Linked DNA regions of Homo sapiens: region 1 is linked to region 2. Evidence: chromatin loops called from intact Hi-C (ENCODE). Cell type or tissue: PC-9. All regions are shown on one strand. Each heading gives the region's core, and the rest is flanking DNA. Links, peaks and the distances in the headings are about the cores only. Region 1 holds the start of LOC124904262 (a long non-coding RNA gene). Region 2 has its middle 250 kb from the start of CTAGE1.

Region 1 (10,166 bases), core at 1,151-9,150, 56 kb before region 2:
ATGTACTCAGCCCTAATTATTTCTTGCAGTCCCCGGTGATGTCTCAGACATTCTTGTGAATCTGTCTAGACCAAGTCGTGGCCACCACCACCCAGCCTTGACACAAGGATCCAGGCCCTTTCTTGCTGCCTTTGTTCGCCACCACTGTGGCCACAGCCATGGCACATTCCTGCTGATCTCTGCCTCCCCTGATATGTTAGCGAAGTCTTGGGTGCCGGTTTCAATCCTCCTGGCACTTGGGTACTCCAGGCAGTTGGTTACAAAGTGAGAAGAGTAGCTCCCTGCTCTCTGAGGTCCCGGCTGCTAGTAGGCACCACAGCAGGGCAGCATGGGCTGGAAGATGCTGAAGCCTGGCTTACTGAGTGGCACCTCCTAATGCACAGACAGCCGTTCCCACTCCAGGCTGCACAGAGCCCTGCAAAGTGGTGGGGTCAGGGCAGATTCAAGAAAATCTAAGGTCTACACCTTCTCTCAGCCCCACAACCTTGTTGGTAAGTTGGACTCACTGCCTGAATCCCCCTTCCTTAGGTCGATCCCTCTCTCAGGCATCCGGAGAATCTCCCCAGCAATTTGACCTCTGTCACCCTGCCCTGCTCTCCCCATTTTGTTCTCCAGATGAGCTGGTGTACATCAGGACCCCCTTTGAAGACCCAGTTCACCGTCTCTTACCGGGAAACTTCTTAGCCCCCAGAAAAATCCAAACACAAACAGCTGGCTGGAGGCTGGATGAGAAAGGAGTATCCTGACTCCACCCCCAAGACCCGTCCTGCCTCAGCCTGGCCCCAGCAGAGATGCTGTCTACAGTTGGTAGAATCCATCTCCTTCTTCAAATGCTTTTAAGGAAGCCACATTGTGGAAGGCAGTGAGAAGATCTCTTGCTCTCGCTTCCTGTACCTACAGTAGAGCCTTGGCATTATGTGAGGTGGAAGGAACTTGGACCCTGGAGTTTGAGTAAACAATACTCCAGCAACAACTTTGCCACCTGCTCACAGTGAGACCTGGGCAAGAGCTCTCTGAAGCTACTTTCTCACAGGGAGATGGGAAAGACTCGTCCTCGCCCTTGGGGTTGTTTTGAGGGTTAAATGGAAAACCTAAGATAAAGAACCTAATACAATGCCTTGCACATAGTTGGCATCTGATAATTCTTAGTTCTTATTTTTAATATATTTTTTGACTTGTGCCAGAGTGTACCATGTGGATGTTAGAGGCATTGAAAGGAGGTTTCTGGAATTGCATAACAAGCTTATCAATTACAAAAATATTTCCTTGCTATTCATTAAGTCCTAAAAAAGAAATATAAGCAATATGAAATTGTTTACATTATGAAATAACAACAGATATAACTGAATAATTTGTAAAGCAAAATTAAAATCATCCTATTCAATGTGCAGAAAAGTGGGGGAAAGGTGGGGAAGAGAACTTACATTATTCAGGTACCTATTATGTGCTATTCATATTGGCACATAATAGGTGCCTGAATATTTGGCAAGCAATATGCCAAGATTTTTGCTGTGTTCCTTAAAGGTCACATTATGGCAAGGACACTGAAGCTCTCTAGATTAGATCTCTAGAAAATAATAAACGTCATTCTTTCTTCTTCTGTCACCTTCCTGTGTGTGTCTAAGACTCAGGCTTAATTGTCTACTTCCTATATAAATTCAGTTCCATGCCATGTCCCATGCCCTGCTGGCTTTATCCCAGACATGAAGTGCCCTGGCTTACTCAGAAAGATGAGTGCAGGCCCCTCTTCCTTGGCTTCTACCTAAGGCCAGCAGAACTCCTGAGCCTGTGCTCTAGGGGAGGAGCAGGGCTGGGGTACACTGAAGGTATTCTGACGCCTGCTTTACTTGTCACTGTTGCTTCCCTTCCAGTAATTTCCAAGGCAGCTTTCTTGGAAAAGAAACCTGCTTTAATTAAGAACCCCTGGAAATTCTGAGCAATGTTCTACTTAAACCTAGCAAAACCCTACTTGCAACAGAGAACAGGGGAGAAAGGGTGGGTAGGAGGACTGATGGAAATGGCTCCACATGATTTGATTCTGTGACCTTCAAAGTCTGAAAAAGAAAATCAGGTTGATTCATAAACAACTAGGGACTAAAATACTTCTGGCTTCCTTTTATTGTACTTCTGGGAACCAACCGATTATGTTTAGAACTCTGGGTGACTGGAAGGGTTTTGTTGCTTTTTTTTAAAGCTGGTCCTGAAACCATAATCAGTTTTCTAGGCTGTTCATTTTGGCATGTGCAGGTTGAACTTTTGTCACTCAATCACAAAGGCATGGAAGATGTTCAGTTTCAAAGAAGGAAGCCAATCCGTGACCAAGGCCACCAAATCCAACACCAAAAACAAACACAAAGGGCTGCATTCCCACACGTCACCACTGGCCCATTTCCAGAGCAGATCCTGACGGATGAGAGGCAGCAGGGAGGAGATGCTGGCTTGCTGCAGGGTTTAGCAGTTAATCTCAGGTGGCTGAAGCATGCCTTGTGCTTCAACCGAAAGGACTGAGACACGGAGATATTAAACAAAGCCTGTGTAACCCTTAAACAAACAGAGAAGGGAGCCAAGAATTGCTGTAGTCATAATCCCTTATTCTACAGCATCCACGGTGTTCAAGGCATCTTCATCAACAGTATGTGTTTTGATTGATTCCTCATTATAATCCAAGCAGTTATTATTAATATTTAGCCCCATTTCTCAAAGCTTTGTGGCTGAAAGACTGCCAGGACCGACGTTCTTTCTAGAAAAAAAAAATAGGTATTCTAAAAACAATTAGAGAAAACTTTAGACATCCCTCCCACAAAAGAGAAACTTTCCCCACCCATGCTGCAGGTCCAGAAATGTGCCCACTGCCATTATCCTTCTAAAACACATGCACACAAGTACTGAAGAGTAATTGTTTTTTATACTTTGTTTCTTAATCTAATGCTTTATACAAGGTCAAAACTTGAAAGATCATCTACAAGGTCTATTAAAAAACACTTTCTTCTCATTTTTGGGTTCTACTAAATTTGGAAATCCAATTTAAAGCCAATAGGTAAGGGAATAATATAGTTTCACACACTTATAATTTTATCTCATCTGCAAAGAAACTTCAAAACTAAATTCCATCCTGGAGTGGAATAACATATGCTTGCCCGTCAGCTATTTGCTAACTCTGTCTAATTTTCAGAAAAAAAGGGTGTTGTTCTGTTTCTAGATGTTTTATTCTGTAGTGTATATAAGGTTGCAATGTATTTAAAAATTTTTTTGGAAATAGATGTGGTATAAATCTTACATAAATAATGACAATTAAGATCTCCAAGAATAATATTATTTTATAGCTAGAGGTTTGGATTAACAGGCAAGAAAACAAAAACAAGAGTTTTCTACCAATGCGCAGGAATTTTGTGTTTTAATTTTCTCATCTACAAGAGGTGGTGCAACAGCGCTGTCCTGGGAGGCAAAGGACCAGGAGTCCAGTCTTCCTATGCTTATACCACATGCAACTTCCAGCAATGCATTCAATCTCTGAATAGTGTCCATCAAATGGGGACTAAAGACACCTTATCTATTTAAAAACAAGGAGTTGGATCAATTTGCTTATAGTTCTTTTATTTCTTAAGATCTATGGATCCTTCCTCAAAACATTTAGCTCTAAAACAATCTTGTAGATTAGGTCAAATGCAAACCACAAAACCATGTCTAGTAGCTTTTTAACAATCAAACCTCCACATGATTTTGCACTGATGCTAGAGAGAGTGAAGAAGGTGGCAGTCTTTCTGTCCAGTTCTCATAAACTATTGCTATTTCTAATAAAGTAACCTAAGCACCTGCTGTGGATAAGGCCCCAGGAAAGAAAAGTTTGCTGCCTCTAGACTAATAAAGAGAACTGACCATTGATCTTAGAGAAATGTTAATTTCCAAGCGAGTATTTTTTAAAACTCCTCCTTTGCTTTTATGTTTCCTAGGTTACCATAAATAGAACCTACACACTTTATTTGTACCATCTTAATGTCTTCGATTGAAGTGCTGTGTCCTTATCCTAGATTCTTAGCTAGTCTCCTAGCTCCTGGAGGAAAGCATCTATTTCTTACTCACCTTTATATCCTACATGACGCTCAACTCAGTGCCCTGCCTGCAGCAGGGACATAGAAAAGGTTGAACTGATTGACCTGACTTCCTAATTACCCAGCTGACTCTTTAGCTTTTGCTAAATGTTTCTTAGTCCTAATTAAGAGCCAAAGCATTAGCTGGGTACGGTGGCTCACGCCTGCAATCCCAGCACTTTGGGAGGCCGAGGCAGGTGGATCATGAGGTCAGGAGATCGAGACGATCCTGGCCAACACGGCGAAACCTCATCTCTACTAAAAAAAATACAAAAAATTAGCCAAGCATGGTGGCGGGTGCCTGTGGTCCCAGCTACTCAGGAGGCTGAGGCAGGAGAATGGCGTGAACCCAGGAGGCAGAGCTTGCAGTGAGCCGAGATTGCGCCACTGCACTCCAGCCTCCAGCCTGGGCGACAGAGAGAGACTCTGTCTCAAAAAAAAAAAAAAAAAGAAAGAAAAAAAGAGCCAAAGCATTGAGAAAATTTGCTAACGACTAAAAACAGCAATACCAAATGTAGCAAGCCCTAGGCTAGCATGTATTATGTCTTTCTCAAGGACAGATGAGAAATATTAAAGTGTTCATCAAAATACTATAAAAAGCTTCATTTCTTCATCTGTTCCTATCACAGATCAGGGATCCCATTTGGAGTTCATCTGCAATTTCAGATTTGCATGAGAAAGGCTTCATTGCAAAGCATCAGCTTCATTTGGCAAATTCAAAGTATCTAGGTAAATTGCTCATTCTTTTTGCATTTGTAAATTCTTTTTCCAAAATTGCTTTTAATAATTTAGTCTAATTCTTACTAAAGGTTTGACTTGGGAATTTTTATTTTTGTTTTTCCTTTTTTTTTGAGAGAGGATCCTTCTCTGTCACCCAGGCTGGAATGCAGTGCTGCAATCATAGCTCACTGCAGCCTTGAACTCCTGGGCTCAAGTGACTTGGGGGTTTTTAGTGTATTCTGAAGTAGAAGGTGTAGGAAAACAGAAAAAGAATATAATTATCCTTACAAATAAGTGATGCACATAGAAGATATACAGTTTGTTTAATATCTCCAGGGTGGCAGCCAGGAGGCTTAATTTCAGAATTTGGGAAACTTTATATTAACCATAGGGTTCTAGTAGCTGTTCCAGTAGTTTTTCCTGTGGTTTGATATGTCTTCAATAAAGGGATGCCTGCCAATCAGCCATAATACCTCTTTAAACTTTTATAGAATCAATATTACCATTTTGATCCATCAGAGGAAAGCTGTGTGGCTTTTTGCAGAATCCACTCAAGTGTCCTCCTGCCACTCGCCCTCTGCTGGGGCCCAGCCTGAAGCCAGCAAACAACAAAAAAACAAAAACAAAATAAAAGGAACCTCTTCTGGCTTCTTTTCATGTTTACACAATACTGTGGGAATGAGAAGGTAGCTACTCCGTTTGCCAAGCAGAGAAGAGCGATGAAGGATCAGTTATTGTGTAAGAGCGCAGTGTATATAAGCGGATTATTGCTTGCATTCTGTATAAAGTTTTCCTGTAATAACAATGACCGATTTAGTTCATTTCAAGCTATTCATATCCTTGGATTTATTTTTAAGGTGGGAAAGGAACAGCAGAAAGGGTGCCATGGGAAGGAGGGAGAAAAATATAAAACAATACAGCACCCAGACAGACTTCCCAGCGCCACGGCAGAAGCACGCCCAACACATGGCTCTGGGCTGCGATGGGCTGGCCAGATGATGAGCTTCAGGGTCATCAAAGGAGGGAGAAATGAGGGGTTGCCTGAATTTGTGTTGATTGGTGCACTGCACAGAGCAAGGACGAAATGTAAAGCTCAAAGGGAAAGGGTGGAGCCGAAGAGGAATGATATTGCTGCAGAAACTGTGCAGCTCTCGAGGTGTGCGGTGTCACTGGCAGGCAGCCCGTCACCTGGAAGAAAATGTGAAGCATGTTCCCTGCAGACAAGGGTGGTACACTGTAAACAGGCCCGTCGCTCGCTCGCTCGCTCGGGAGACAGGGGAGTTGGTATTTACCTTTCAGAGACCTTGGGTCACCCTGCCTCACCCTGAAAGAAGGAAATGTCTCTCACACTTAAAAATCTTAAGTGCATACCACAAAACTCAAATACAGCCCATGACGGGCAGAGCGCTCAATGAAAGGTGACAGATTTAGCAGAAGCATTTATGTGCTAATAAGTTCTGATGACTTCCAGAGGTTAATTTATGTCCTTTTCCCAGGAGTCAGACTTATTTCCCTATTTAAGAGGTAAATCGATTATTAGAATCAGACTCTTTTTAACCTTCAAAGCAAAAATGAAAATAGGTAATAACTTTCTACCCAGGCGGGCCACCTGCTCCCCAACTATACACAGACAACCTCGGGTGCTAAGAGTGTTTAAACATGTTCATCAGATTCTCCTAAAGCAGTAACAGCCAGGCATGGGCTGAGACAGCATTTTGGAATGTGTTTGAAATGGTGTAATCTTCCATAGTGCCCTATCTTTATTGAGGGAGAAAGAGAGAGAAAACTAATTGAGAAGTAAGAAGTGAGTGGGCAGTTTGGTAGAAGCAGCCACCCATTTGATTTTGTAAGATTTTAAGGAAAGAAAGAAGATTTTAGATGAAAATGTATGACTGCCCCCTTCAATCTCCTTGGGTAGATCTATACCTAATCCAGCTAAATATACTTTTGGCTGGGCGCGGTGGCTCATGCCTGTAATCCCAGCACTTTGGGATGCCAAGATGGGCGGATCACCTAAGGTCAGGAGTTCAAGAACAGCCTGGCCAACATGGTGAAACCCCATCTCTACCAAAAATACAAAAAATTAGCCGGGCGTGGTGGTGCTTACCTGTAGTACCAGCTACTTGGGAAGCTGAGGCAGGAGAATTGCTTGAACAAAGCAGGCAGAGGTTGCAGTGAGCCAAGATTACGCCACTGCACTCCAGCCTAGGTGACAGAGCAAGACTCTGTCTCAATAAATAAATAAATAAACAAACACACTTTTTTTCTTCACTAAAATACTTCACATGATTGGCCCATATTGGAGTTATTTATGTGCCTGTCTCTCCCCCTAAACTACAGGATCTTAGAAGACAGCACACCTTTTGTTTTAATTTTCTTTCACAGTGCCAAGCAAGTTACCTTTCACACAGTAGACATTGAATGAATATTTCCTGATTTAAAAACATGATTTTCAGAAAAAGAAAAAGGGTTTAAATGGGACACAAGAAAAGATAAAGCATCCAAAGAGTTAGATACTGTGCAAACAGACTTGATAAATACCGTTCCAGAAAACCAGCTTCCAAATCAAGGCCTGTTTAAGAAAGAGCATTTTTCGAGAAAAGAAAGAGAAGAAATCTGGGTGAAAATGAAACAGCAGAAACAAAATATTATCTGTTGATATATCATAATATATCCCTTCATTTATGCACAAATAATTTTCCTTCCTACCAGTACCCTCCTCGACACACATACAGACTTATTTAGGATGCATCAGAACCATGCCTATGAGCAGAAGGCAGCGGGTAAGCATTGAGAAGAACTTCAAGTCCACAGGGCCTGGTAAAGGAGGCAGCTGTGAGGCATGGGGGTGACAGTGATGGTCTCAGAACACACTAGTGGTGAAGGCCACACCAGCAAACCATGAGAACAGGATATTGTCAGCAGATGCCTGAGTAGAGGGACATATCTTCAACAGATCAGTATGTATCAATGAATAAAATATAGTACTCAGTGCATAGCATTTTACCTTAAAGATAACTCAGCTGAAATACAAGTCTTCTCTGTCATAAGGGATACCTCTAGGACCAAAACCACCAACCAGAATGGTCAAGCCAGAATTTCCACTATTCAGGTGTTGATCTGATCTCTTGGACAAAGCTTGCTTAAGATCACAGGATTCAGGAGTTTCTCCAGGGAAAAGAGCCTCTGCATTTTATCCACCTCACCACCAGGGCCAAGAACGAAGCCTCATATACCGGCATATCTCACTTTATTGCACTTGACTGATACTGTCTTTTTTTACAAATTGAAGGTCCATGGCAACCCTGCTTTGAGCAAGTCTATTAGCACCATCTTTTTTTTTTTTTTCAACAACATGTGCTCATTTCGTGTCTCTGTGTCATATTTTAGTAATTCTCACAATACTTTAAAATTTTTCATTATTATTACATCTTTTAATGGTATTCGGTGATCAGTGATCTTTGATGTTACTATTGTAATTGTTTTGGGGCACCACAAACCGCACCCATGTATGATGGAAAACTTAATCCATAAATGTTGTGTGTGTTCTGATGGCTCCACCAACCAGCAGCTGCTTCATCTCCCCCCATTCCTCTCTTTGGACCTCCCTATTCCCTCAGACAGAACACTATTGACATGAGATCAAATAATAACCTTAAAATGGCCTCTAAATGTTCAAGTGAAAGGAAAGGTTACATGTGTGCCATTTTAAATCAAAAGCTAGAAATGATTAAGCTGAATGAGGAAGGCATGTCAGAAGCTGAGACAGGCCAAAAACTAGGCTTCTTGTACTCAATAGTCAGCGCAGTTGTGACTGCAAAGGAAAAGTTCTTGAAGGAAACTAAAAGTGAATACACAAATGAAAAGGAAGTGAAGCAGCCTCCTTGCTGATATGGAGAAAGTCTGAGTGGTCTGGGTAGGAGGTCAAAACAGCCACAACACCCTGTTAGCCAAAGCCAGGTTTGAGCAAGACCCCAACTCTCTTCAATTGTGAGGAAGCCACAGAAGAAAAGTGTGAAGCTAGCACAGGCTGGTTCATGAGGTTTAAGGAAAGAAGCCATCTCCACACCATAAAAGTGCAAGATGAAGCAGCAAGTGCTGATGGACAAGCTGCAGCAAGAAGTCCAGGAGATCTAGCTAAGATCATGGATGATGGTGACTATTCTAAACCACAGATTTTTAATATAGACAAAGCAGCCTTATATTGCAAGAAGATATCGTTTCATAGAGCAGAAGTCAATGCCTGGCTTCGAAGCTACAAAGGGCAGGCTGATTTTGTGGTTAGGAGCTACTGCAGCTGGTGACATTAAGTTGAAGTCAGTGCTCTTTTACCATTCCAAAAATCCTAAGGTCCTTAAGAATGATGCTAAATCTACTTTGCCTGTGCTCTAGAAATGGAAGAACAAAGCCTGAATGATAGCATTTCTGTTTACCGCATAGTTTTCTGAATATTTTAAGCCCACTGTTGGGCCTACTTCTCAGAAAAAAAATTCTTTTCAAAATATTACTGCTCATTAACAATGCATGTTGCCACCCAAGAGCTTTGATGGCAATGTACAAGGAGATGAATGTTGTTTTCAGGCCTGCTAACACAACATCCATTCTGCAGCCCATGGATCAAGGAGTAATTTTGTCTTTCAATTTTCATTATTTAAGAAGTACATCTTATGTCCATTCCAAGATGGCCGAATAGAAACAGCTCTGGTCTGCAGCTCCTGGCATGATCAACGCAGAAGATGGGTGATTTCTGTATTTCCAACTGAGCCGCCGCTGGTGATACCCAGGCAAATAGGGTCTGGAGTGGACCTCCAGCAAACTCCAAGAGACCTGCAGTGAGGGACCTGACTGTTAGAAGAAAAACTAACAAACAGGAAAGAATAGCATCAACATCAACCAAAAGGACATCTAAACCAAAACCCCATCTGTAGGTCACCAACATCAAAGACCAAAGGTAGATAATACCATAAAGATGGGGAGAAACCAGAGTAGAAAAGCTGAAAATTCTAAAAACCAGAACTCCCCTTCTCCTCCAAAGGATCACAGCCCCTCGCCAGCAATGGAACAAAGCTGGAAGGAGAATGACACTGACGAGTTGACAGAAGTAGGCTTCAGAAGGTTGGTAATAACAAACTTCTCCAAGTTAAAGGAGCATGTTTGAACCCATCACAAGGAAGCTAAAAACCTTGAAAAAAGGTTAGACAAATGGCTAACTAGAATAAACAGTGTAGAGAAGATCTTAAATGACCTGATGGAGCTGAAAACGATGGCACAAGAACTTTGTGATGCATGCACAAGCTTCAGTAGCTGATTCGATCAAGTGGAAGAAAGGGTATCAGTGATTGACGATCAAATGAATGA
Region 2 (10,166 bases), core at 1,340-9,339:
ACACCCTGTTCAATAAATCATGTTGGGAAAATTGGGTAGCCATACGCAGAAGAATGAAACTAGATCCCTGTTTCCCACCATAATTAATTCAAGATTAATTAAAGACTTAAAACTATTTTTTTTTTAAAAACCTGAAACTATAAAAATCCTAAAAGAAAACCTAGAGAAAACTGTTCTGGACATTGGCCTAGGCAAAGAATTAATGACCAAGACCTCGAAAGCAAATACAACAAAAACAAAAGTAGACAAATGAGATTTTTTTTTTAACTCTTGTTTTAAGTTCAGGGGTACATGTGCAGGTTTGTTACCTAGGTAAACTAGTGTCATGTGGGTTTGTTGTACAGATTATTTTATCACCCCGGTATTAAGCCTAGTACTCATTAATTATTTTTTTTGATCCCCTCCTTCCTCCCACCCTCCACCCTCTAACAGGCCCCAGTGCATGTTGTTCCCCTTTATGTGTCCACGTCTTCTCATCATTTAGGTCCCACTTGTTAGTAAGAACATATAGTATTTGGTTTTATGTTCCTGCATTAGTTAGCTTAGGATAATGACCTCTAGCTCCATTCATGTTGCTGCAAAGGACAAGATCTTGTTCTTTTTTATGGCTGTGTAGTATTCCATGGTGTATATGTACCACATTTTCTTTATCCAATCTGTTATTGGTGAACATTTAGGCTGATTCTATGTCTTTGCTATTGTGAATAGTGCTGCAATGAACATACACACCATGTGTCTTTATAATAGTATGACTTAAATTCCTTTGGGTATATACCCAGTAATGGGATTGCCGGGTCAAATGGTATTTCTGTCTTTCGGTCTTTGAAGAATCACCACATTATCTTTCACAATGGTTGAACTAATTTCTACAGCCTCACCAGCATCTGTTTTTTTTTTTTTTTTTTGACTTTTTATTAATGGCCATTCTGACTGGTATGAGATGGTATCTCATTGCGGTTTTGATTTGCATTTTTCTAATGATCAGTGATGTTGAGCTCTTTTTCATATAATTGTTGGTCAAATGTATGTCGTCTTTTGAAAAGTATCTGTTCAAGTCCTTTGCCCACTTTTTAATGGTTTTTTTTTTTGTTTTTTCTTTTAAATTAAGTTCCTTCTTGATATGGTTTTTGGCTCTGTGTCCTCACGCAAATCTCATGTTGAATTGTAATCCCCAGTACTGGGGGAGGGACCTGGTAGGAGGTGATTGGATCATGGGGGCAGATTTCCTCCTTGCTGTTCTCATGATAGTGAGTGAGTTCTCAGGAGATCTGATTGTTTAAACGTATGCAGTACTTCCCCTTTCACCCTTTCTCCTGCCACCATGTGAAGATGTGCTTGCTTACCCTTCACCCTTCCACCATGATTGCAAGTTTCCTGAGGCCTCCCCAGCTGTGCCTCCTGTACAGCTTGTGAAAGTGTGAGTCAATTAAACCCCTTTTCTTCATAAATTACCCAGTCTCAGGTAGGTCTTTATAGCAATGTGAGAATAGGCTAATACACTTGTAGATGCTGAATATTAGACCTTTGTCAGATGTATAGTTGGCAAAAATTTTCTCCCATTCTGTAGGTTGTTTGTTTACTCTATTGATAGTTTCTTCCGCTGTACAGGATCTCTTTAGTTTAATTAGATCCCATTTGTCAATTTTGCTTTTGTTGCAATTGCTTTTGGTGTCTTCGTCATGAAATCTTTGCCAGGGCCTATGTCCTGAATGGTACTGCCTAGGTTTTCTTCCAGGGTTTTTATAGCTTTGGGTTTTATATTTATGTGTTTAATCCATCTTGAGTTGATTTTTGTACATGGTATAAGGAAGAGGTCCAGTTTCAGTCTTCTGCATATGACTAGCCAGTTATCCAAGCACCATTTATTGAATAGGCAATCCTTTCCCCATTGCTTGTTTTTGTCAGGTTTGTCAAAGATCAGATAGTTGTAGATGTGAGGACTTATTTCTGGGTTCTGTATTCTGTTCCATTGGTCTATGTGTTTGTTTTTGTACCAGTACCATGCTGTTTTGATTTCTGTAGCCCTGTAGTATAGTTTAGAGTCATGTAGTGTGATGCCTCCAGCTGACAAATAATATATATAATATAATATATAATATATAATATGATATATAATATATATTACATATAATATATATATGATATATAATATATATTATATATAATATATAACATATATATGATATATAATATATATTATATAATATATAATATGATATATAATATATATTATATAATATATAATATGATATATAATATATATTATATAATATATAATAAATATACAATATATTATATATTATATTATAAATATATTATATCTATAATATCTATAATATATATTATATACATACCATGGAATACTATGCAGCATAAAAAAAGAATGAAATCATGTCTTTTGCAGCAACATGAAAGGAGCTGGAAGTAATTATTCTAAGTGAAACAATTCAGAAGCAGAAAATAAAATAGCACATGTTCTTACTTATAAGTGGGAACTAAACAATGAGTACATATGGACAAAAAGATAGAAATAATAGACAGTGGGGACTCCAAAATAGGAGAGGGTAGAAGGAGGTGAGGGTTGAAAAATTACCTATTGGGTACAATGTTCACTATTTGGGTGATGGGTATACTAGGAGCCCAAACCTTGCCATTATGCAATATATCCATGCAACAAACCAACACATGTACCCCCTGAATCCATAATTTTAAAAAAAATGAAAAACAAAAATGTAAAAAGTTTTAAAAAGATAGAAGTGAGTACTATCAAGCTGACCATAATGAAGATACTAGTTGATGTTTCAATGAAAATGTGTATTTACTGATCTGAGTCAAGACAGGTAAACCTCAGACACCTCAGCTCCAACCCCAACAAGTATCTGAACTCTGCTCTTGGCCTTCCTCCTGCCCTTTGGACTTGGACTTTGTTTTGCTTTCCCTGGTTCAACCTACTCTCGACAGATGTAGGTTGCCTCTGCACTTGCCTCAGCACTCTGGTTCTTCTTGTTCTATTTCAGGAAATGTTTATCTCTGTATCTCCAAGCCTAGCTCAATACCTAACACAAAGTAGGAATTCAGCTGATGCTTATTTAAGGAATGAGTTGCCGTGAGAATGGCAAAGAAATCTCAATGAAGGGAGAGATACTGGACACCTGCTCCAGGGCTCACCTCACCAAAGCGGCAGTTTTCCTTTCAGTGTTCAGTGTCTACTTTTCTCTCCAGGAAAACACTGATCCAATTGCTTCTCATCGGCAAGATTATTCAAGTAATCTTAGATGTGCAAACAAGCCACGGTGGCCCTTGTGTCAGGCAGAACCAGGGCCCCCTGCAGTTGCCCATCATACTTCATGTCTTATGAGATGATCCCTGAGCAGCACTGGAGACCCCAGACAGAAGATGCCTTTTTGATGCTATTAAGATCTTTCTATTAGTGTGGAGGGAATAAAAGGGGCAGGGAAGAACACCCATCCCTGGGGTGTTTCTTTACAGAGCACCCATCGCTCCAAAAGCAGGGGTCACTTTGTGAAGGTAAGATCATATTTTTACAGTGCTATCTTCTGAATGAGAGGAAATCCACACGCCAGACAGCCTCCTGTCACCAGACGGCCTGTATCAGCCTCACTATGTGGACTGGTGCAGTTAAGCCCTGAAAGATGGTGTGCGGGGGTGTCAGACACAGCCCAGGCAGGGGAGGGAGGAACTTCAGAGCAGGCAATCCCACCTCCTGGGAAGGACTGGCCTTGTGACCTTAGCCAGTGTCTTCCAGCCTCCTCAGGACCCTCCTTGGTAAAGCAAAGATTAAACACTGACCCATCCACCCAGATCATGTGAGTGAAACAGCAGCCCCACTGGAAAGGTATTGGAGAATAGAACTCTTTATTTTTTTTTAGAAACATGAACATTTCCATTAATCTTCTCTGCCCCCAAATTGTGGTTTCTGGTTCCTTGATTCTTACAAATAAAAGAGAGAAACAGTTTTGGAGAACAACGTGTCTTGGCCCTAAGAATAATTTTCTTACTTGTGCAGTTGAGGACGGTTTATTATGGGTCTGTTTAGTGTCTCGGTCAAGGGAGGGAAGGAATAAAATGTTGATCCAAGAAGCCATCTTGCTCTGAGGAGTGATGAAGTACATTTTTGTGTGCTGAGGCACTCTTATGGGTTGAATTTCTTTACAGAATGAGCCCAAGTAGGCAGGTACAGTAATAGAATGGCTCACTGGGAGATTATTAGCAACACCAGAGGCTTATCTGTCCTTGTGTCTCTGGGGAGAAGCACAAAGAGGGGGAACTAATCCACTCCAAGAAGAAGAAAGAGATGGCACCTTATCCCTAATTTGATGTATCACTCGTAGGGTAGGTAGGAAAGTTCTTCAGTTCCATTTGGCCTAGGCAGTGAATTACTCCTCATATTTCTATTTTCTAGTGGTCAGTGAGCTATGAGTCATGCAGTGACTCATAGCATCATCATCAATGTATATTTGGGGGTGCTCTCAGGGTTCCTGGGTTCGTGCTGATAAGGAAAGCCAGGCTTTGTTATGACTGAGTCTTTTTCCGTGCTATGTGTTTCGTGTGTTTTTTTAGCCGCCACAACCATCCTGATGGTGTCATACCACTCAGAATGATAGAAATGTCTTACTTTTTTGGAAACTAGATAAACAAGAATATCATGCATTTGGGAAATGTTTAAATGTACACCCACATGTCAGGCCCACTAAGTGTGTATTTGAAAAATCATTTTCATTTTTATCATGCTTTGACAAAAGGAAGTACATCAACGCTCTGTTTAGGAAAAATATACTGTACTCTGCTACTGAACAGCTATGTGGCCTTGGGCACGTCTCTTAACTTCCCAGGGCCTCAGTTTCCTCATTCACTGTCTACTTTCCTGATTCTACCGTAACACTTCATTAGGTTGCAAACTATGTCTAGAAGGTAGCAGCACCCCCATCTCTCATTCAAAGGGCCTTCTCAGGACACACCCTCCTCTACCAAGGCTGTGCTCACTGATGACTTCTCCATGAGCAGCTGACTGAACTTGGTTTGTAGGAAGTTCATACAATCTGCTGGCACCAGCAAGAAATGGAATGCTGGAAGCTTCCAGCTTCACTCAAGTACATTTAACCATTCAACAGACACTTATTGAACATGTCCTATATGCCAAGCACTGAATGCCAAGGATCCAGCAATGTCAAAGCAGACAATGTCCTTCTTCTCATGCAGCTTACCTTGTAGTGTGGGAAGTGGAAAATAAACAACATAAATAGGTAAATTATGCAGAAGGTGTTAACAACTATGGAAAAATAGAGCAGTTTGAGGGATAAGGATGCTGGTGTATTGGCAGAGAAAGAGGGTTAAGGCCTGGCTTCACTGTAAAGGTGGTGTTTGACTAAGACTTGCAGGTGAGAGAGTGAACCATAAGGATATCTTAGGAGGACTGGCCCAGGTAGAAGAAAGAACCGCTGCAGAGACTCTGGGGAGACATATGGCTGGCATGCTGGAGGAGCATCAAAGTGGCCAATGTGGCTGGAGCAGAGTGAATTCAGCGCAGTGTAGGGGATGAGGCAGGGGGTACAAGGGGTCAAAGCGTGTAAAGCCTCATAGAGGCTTTACAAGGCTTGACTTTCACTTTGAAAGAAATGAGAAGCCATTGCAGGATTTTGAACAAAGGAATAGCCAGATCAGGCCGGGCGCGATGGCTCACGCCTGTAATCCCAGCACTTTGGGAGGCCAAGGCGGGTGGATCATGAGGTCAGGAGATCAAGACCATCCTGGCTAACACGGTGAAACCCCATCTCTACTAAAAATACAAAAACTTAGCCAGGCGCGGTGGCGGGCACCTGTAGTCCCAGCTACTCGGGAGGCTGAGGCAGGAGAATGGCATGAACCCGGGAAGCGGATGTTGCAGTGAGCCAAGATAGTGCCACTGCAGTCCGGCCTGGGCGAAAGAGCGAGACTCTGTCTCAAAAAAAAAAAAAAAAAAAAAAAAAAAGGAATAGCCAGATCTGACTTACATTTTATAATAAAGCTCAATCTGTTTATTAATGGAAGAATAAAATGAAGGGAAGTGGCAAATCTGAGTCACTAAAACAATTTAGGAAGCTGTTGGGATAAATTATGCTTGCATGGACCAGAATAGTAGCAGGAAGATGCCAGAGGTGGTTGGATTCTAAATATAATTTGAAGGTAGACCCTTTAAAATTTCCAGGTGGATCGGAGGTGAGATGTGAGAAAAAGAGAATTGTGGACAGCTTCAAGGTCAAGAACCTCTTTGGTAGTGGATGCTCTTTGGGGTTTTAATATGAGACATAAAGATCCATATGCTCTATGATCACTCCCAAGGGTCCATCCCACAACTCCTTTCCCTATTTGCTCCTTATTTTCTATTCTTATTCCTTCCAGGCCTCTGACCAATAAACCAAGCCATTCACACCACTGCTCAGGGGCCTTGTAGATCTGTACTATGGGCCACTGCTCCCTGCTGGGTTACACTCCTGAAGTCACTCTGAACCCACCCACAGTTTGCTGTGGAGGCCGTAGTTAAAAAGCAAATGGCCAACGGCAGCTGAGACAGGTGAAATTGGGAGATATGAAGGACTCAAAAGAGGTGTTTCAGACACAAGGTCATTTATTTCTGTTACTATGTTTTTTATTTCTAGCATTTCCCTTTTATGATTTCTTGAGTTCCCATCTCTGTTTATATTACCCATCTTGCATGTTCTTGCATGTTGTCTACCTTTTTTTCCATCAGAGCTCTCAGCACATTAATTATAGTTATTTTAAATTTTTGGTTGGTCTGATAATCTTAAAATCTCTGCCAAATCTAAGTCAGGTTCTGTTGCCTGCTTTGTCTTTTCAGGCTATGTTTGTTTTTTCTTGCCCATTAGCGCACCTAAATTTTGTTGAAAGTTACACATGATATATTAGGTAATAGAACCTGAGGTAAGTCAGTCTTTGGTGTGAGGGTTTATGATTACCTGGTTAGGAGCTACACTTTACTTTTTGTTGTAGCTATAAGCGTCTGAGGCTTCAATTTCTTCTACTGTCCTTGTTTTTGTCTCTCCAGTTATCTTTGGGTTTCCCTAGAAATGTCTTTTTAAATAGAGTCTGAGCCTTGCAGACTTTTCAACTATTATCATCTGTTATGATTTAGGAGTTTAGTTGACACATCAATGAGATATGTAACTGGCGGGGGACATTCTATAATTCCATAATTAGGTCTCAATTTTTTAATGAGCCTGTGCTCTTGGGCTGTGAACTTCATAAATGCTTCTTAATTTTTTTCCCTCTCAGGTGAGATAGGAAAGTTAGTTAGGGTGAGAGTTGGGTATTTTCCTTCCCCTACATTATTTAGATTCTAGAAATGTAAATTCCTTTGAGAGCAGGCAGAGGACAGAACACTCCAAGCTTATTTCAAAATGGGTACTTTCCCTGTCTTGCTGGAAGCCCAGGGGGATTTTTCTCCAGTCTCCACTATGAGAGAACACCTTGTGGGGCTTAGGGAAGTAAAACTCCAAAAGTGAGAGGAATCGCCCCACCACTAAGTTTTTAACTCTCAAACTAGTCCACACTCAGCTTCCAGCAGTTCATCATTACAGTTTAAGTTTCTGGCTCCAGCAGCTTCTGCTCCCACTAAGCTGTGATTCTCTGTATTCTCCTTTCTCTCCAGTTTTTAAGGCACTAGTTTGCTCTGTGACCTTAATTCTCTGATGAATCTAAGAAGTGTTGTTGATTTTCAGTTTGTTCCACTTTTGTCTTGTTGTAAGGATGGGAGTGATGACTTCTAAGCTGGTTACACATTGGAGTGGAAACTGGAAATTTAAATTTTTAAATGGGAATGAACGCCTTGTTCTTGGGACAGAACAATATAATGGATGTTAATTCCCCCTTGATTTAATCTGTACAATCAATTCCATTCAAATTCTCAATTAGTTCTTTTCAGGAAATTGAAAAAGTTATTTTAAATTCATTTAAAAATTAGAAGATGTGACAAAAAGCCAATAAAATATAAAAATAAAAGTGATAAGGAGCCTGTTCTACCAGGTATCAAAATGTATTACAAAGCTATAATAATTAAAATATCCAGGAACTATGCCAAAGTGTATACTCAAATGATTAGAACAGAATGGCTGGTGCAAAAATAGACCAAAGTTCATCTGAGAATTCATTCTATGATTAAAGCAGAATTTCATATCAGAGAGGAAAATATGGATTATATTGAGACAACTGGTTAGATATTTTGGAGGAAAAATAAAGTTAGATCCACCCTGATACCTTGAATCAAAATAAATTCCAAATAGTTCAAAATTGTAAATATTAAAATTAACAGTAAAAGTGCCACCAGCAATGAAACTGGTGACTTCACTGCATTTCTGCTCCTCTCCTTTTCCAACTCCAATTCAACTGCCAACTGCATCCTCTGTTTTCAGTCTTATTTTGTTAATAATTAGGATACCTAAGGCTGTAATATTTCCTCTGAATTTAGCATTATCTGTATAACATAGATTTTGGTAGGAAGTATTCTCTTTTATATTATGTATTAGTTAATTTAGAATCTCAATTTTGATTACTTATTTGATCCAAGGGTCTATGAAAAGGGTATCTCTTAAATTTTAGGCAGTTAAATTTTTATCATGTTTTTGCTATTAATGTATTGTATATTATATTATTATTATCAGAGGCTGGATTTTGTAAAAATAATATTATTTTCAGAAGTTTTAAAGGAAATTTGAATATAGCATCTTATACCCAGCCAAATTCATATTGAAGTGGGAGTGCAAATTTAAAAAAGATTTATAGGCACACTAATAGTCAAAAAACATATTAAGCACATTCTCTGAAAGAATTACTTAATTATATACTCAGTAAAAAAAATTTCAAAATATGCAAAAATAGAAATTAAAAGGTTGTGAGCAAATGATAATTTTATAATTATCAAAATAACTATTGGTACATAAAATTAGTAATAATCTATTACTAACTATCTTGGAAAATATCTGTATTAGTCAGGATTCTCCAGAGGAACAAAACTAAGAGGATATACAGCTGACCCTTGAACAACACAGATTTGAACTGTGTGGGTTCATCCAGTTATACATGGATTTTCTTCCACCTCTGCCACTCTAGAGACCACAAAACCAGCCCCTACTCTTTCCCCTCCTCCTCAGTCTACTCAATGTAAAGATGAGAAGGATGAAGACCTTTATGATGATACACTTCCACTTAATGAATAGAACATGTATTTTCTTTTCCTTATGATCTTCTTAATAACCTTTTCTTTTCTTTAGCTTACTTTATTGTAAGAATACAGTATATAGTACATATAATATACAAAATATGCATTAATTGACATGTATGTGTTCATATTAACAGTAAGGCTTCTGGTCAATCATAGGCTATTAGTAGTTAAGTTTTTAGGGATTCAAGAGTTATACATGAATTTTTGACTGCCAGGGAGTCAGTATCCCTAGCCCCCCATTGTTCAAGGGTCAGCTGGTTATTCAACTATAATGCATATATAAATATTTCATTATAGGAGTTGTTCTTATACAGTTATGGAGGACAAAAGTTCCATGATCAGCCTTCTACAAGCTAGAGAACCAGGAAAGACAGTGGTATAATTCAGCCCGTCTGAATAACCAAAAACCAGGGGAGCCCATGATGATGTAAGTCCAGTCTGAGTTCAAAGACCTGAGACCCAGGATTGTTGATGTCTGAGGGCAAAAGAAAACAGATGTCCCAAATCAAACAGGAAGCAAATTTTCCCTTCCTCCAGCCTTTTGTCCTATTCAGGTCCTCAATGAATTGGACGATGACAGTCTACTAATCCAAATGCTAATCTCTTCCAGAAATACCCTCACGGAAATGCCCAGAAATAATATATCACCAGTAATCTGGGTATCCCTTAGCCCAGTCAAGCAGACACATAAAATTAATCACAATATCAACATGAAAGGAAATAGACAGATGAGAAGAAAAAGAGGGAACTGAAAGCATGCTAAATTTCTGATTTTGATTCAGAGAAGAAGGCAGGAGAACAGGCTGATATTAATACAAAATAATTCCTGGTAGCTAGATAATAAGATAAATTTAAATTTCTTTAAAATTTAAGTGAAATTGCTAGAAGAATAAGTATAGGATATTCAGCTCCCAAACCACTAAAGGAAAGG

The links. Peaks named below come from ENCODE experiments on the same cell type or tissue, not always from the same donor. Only the 100,000 strongest peaks of a DNase experiment are listed, where the experiment ranks them.
Region 1: it touches region 2 in a loop (8-fold over the local background); 5 of 110 quality-filtered maps call a loop at or near these places.

Annotation. Positions count from the first base shown.
Region 1 is chr18:22,607,454-22,617,619 of GRCh38, forward strand. It overlaps LOC124904262 (a long non-coding RNA gene), which reads right to left and starts at 6,817. Exons shown (of 2, transcript XR_007066307.1): 1 at 5,312-6,817; 2 at 2,101-2,740. In PC-9, for the core only: no CTCF peak of the experiment used is centred there; no DNase peak of the experiment used is centred there.
Region 2 is chr18:22,663,686-22,673,851 of GRCh38, forward strand. No RefSeq gene overlaps it. Among named protein-coding and RNA genes, the nearest start is that of CTAGE1, 250 kb to the left of the region's middle. RefSeq lists an enhancer at 4,437-4,581 and a cis regulatory region at 4,501-4,518. In PC-9, for the core only: no CTCF peak of the experiment used is centred there; a DNase peak (open chromatin) is centred at 4,526; H3K27ac peaks cover 1,759 bases.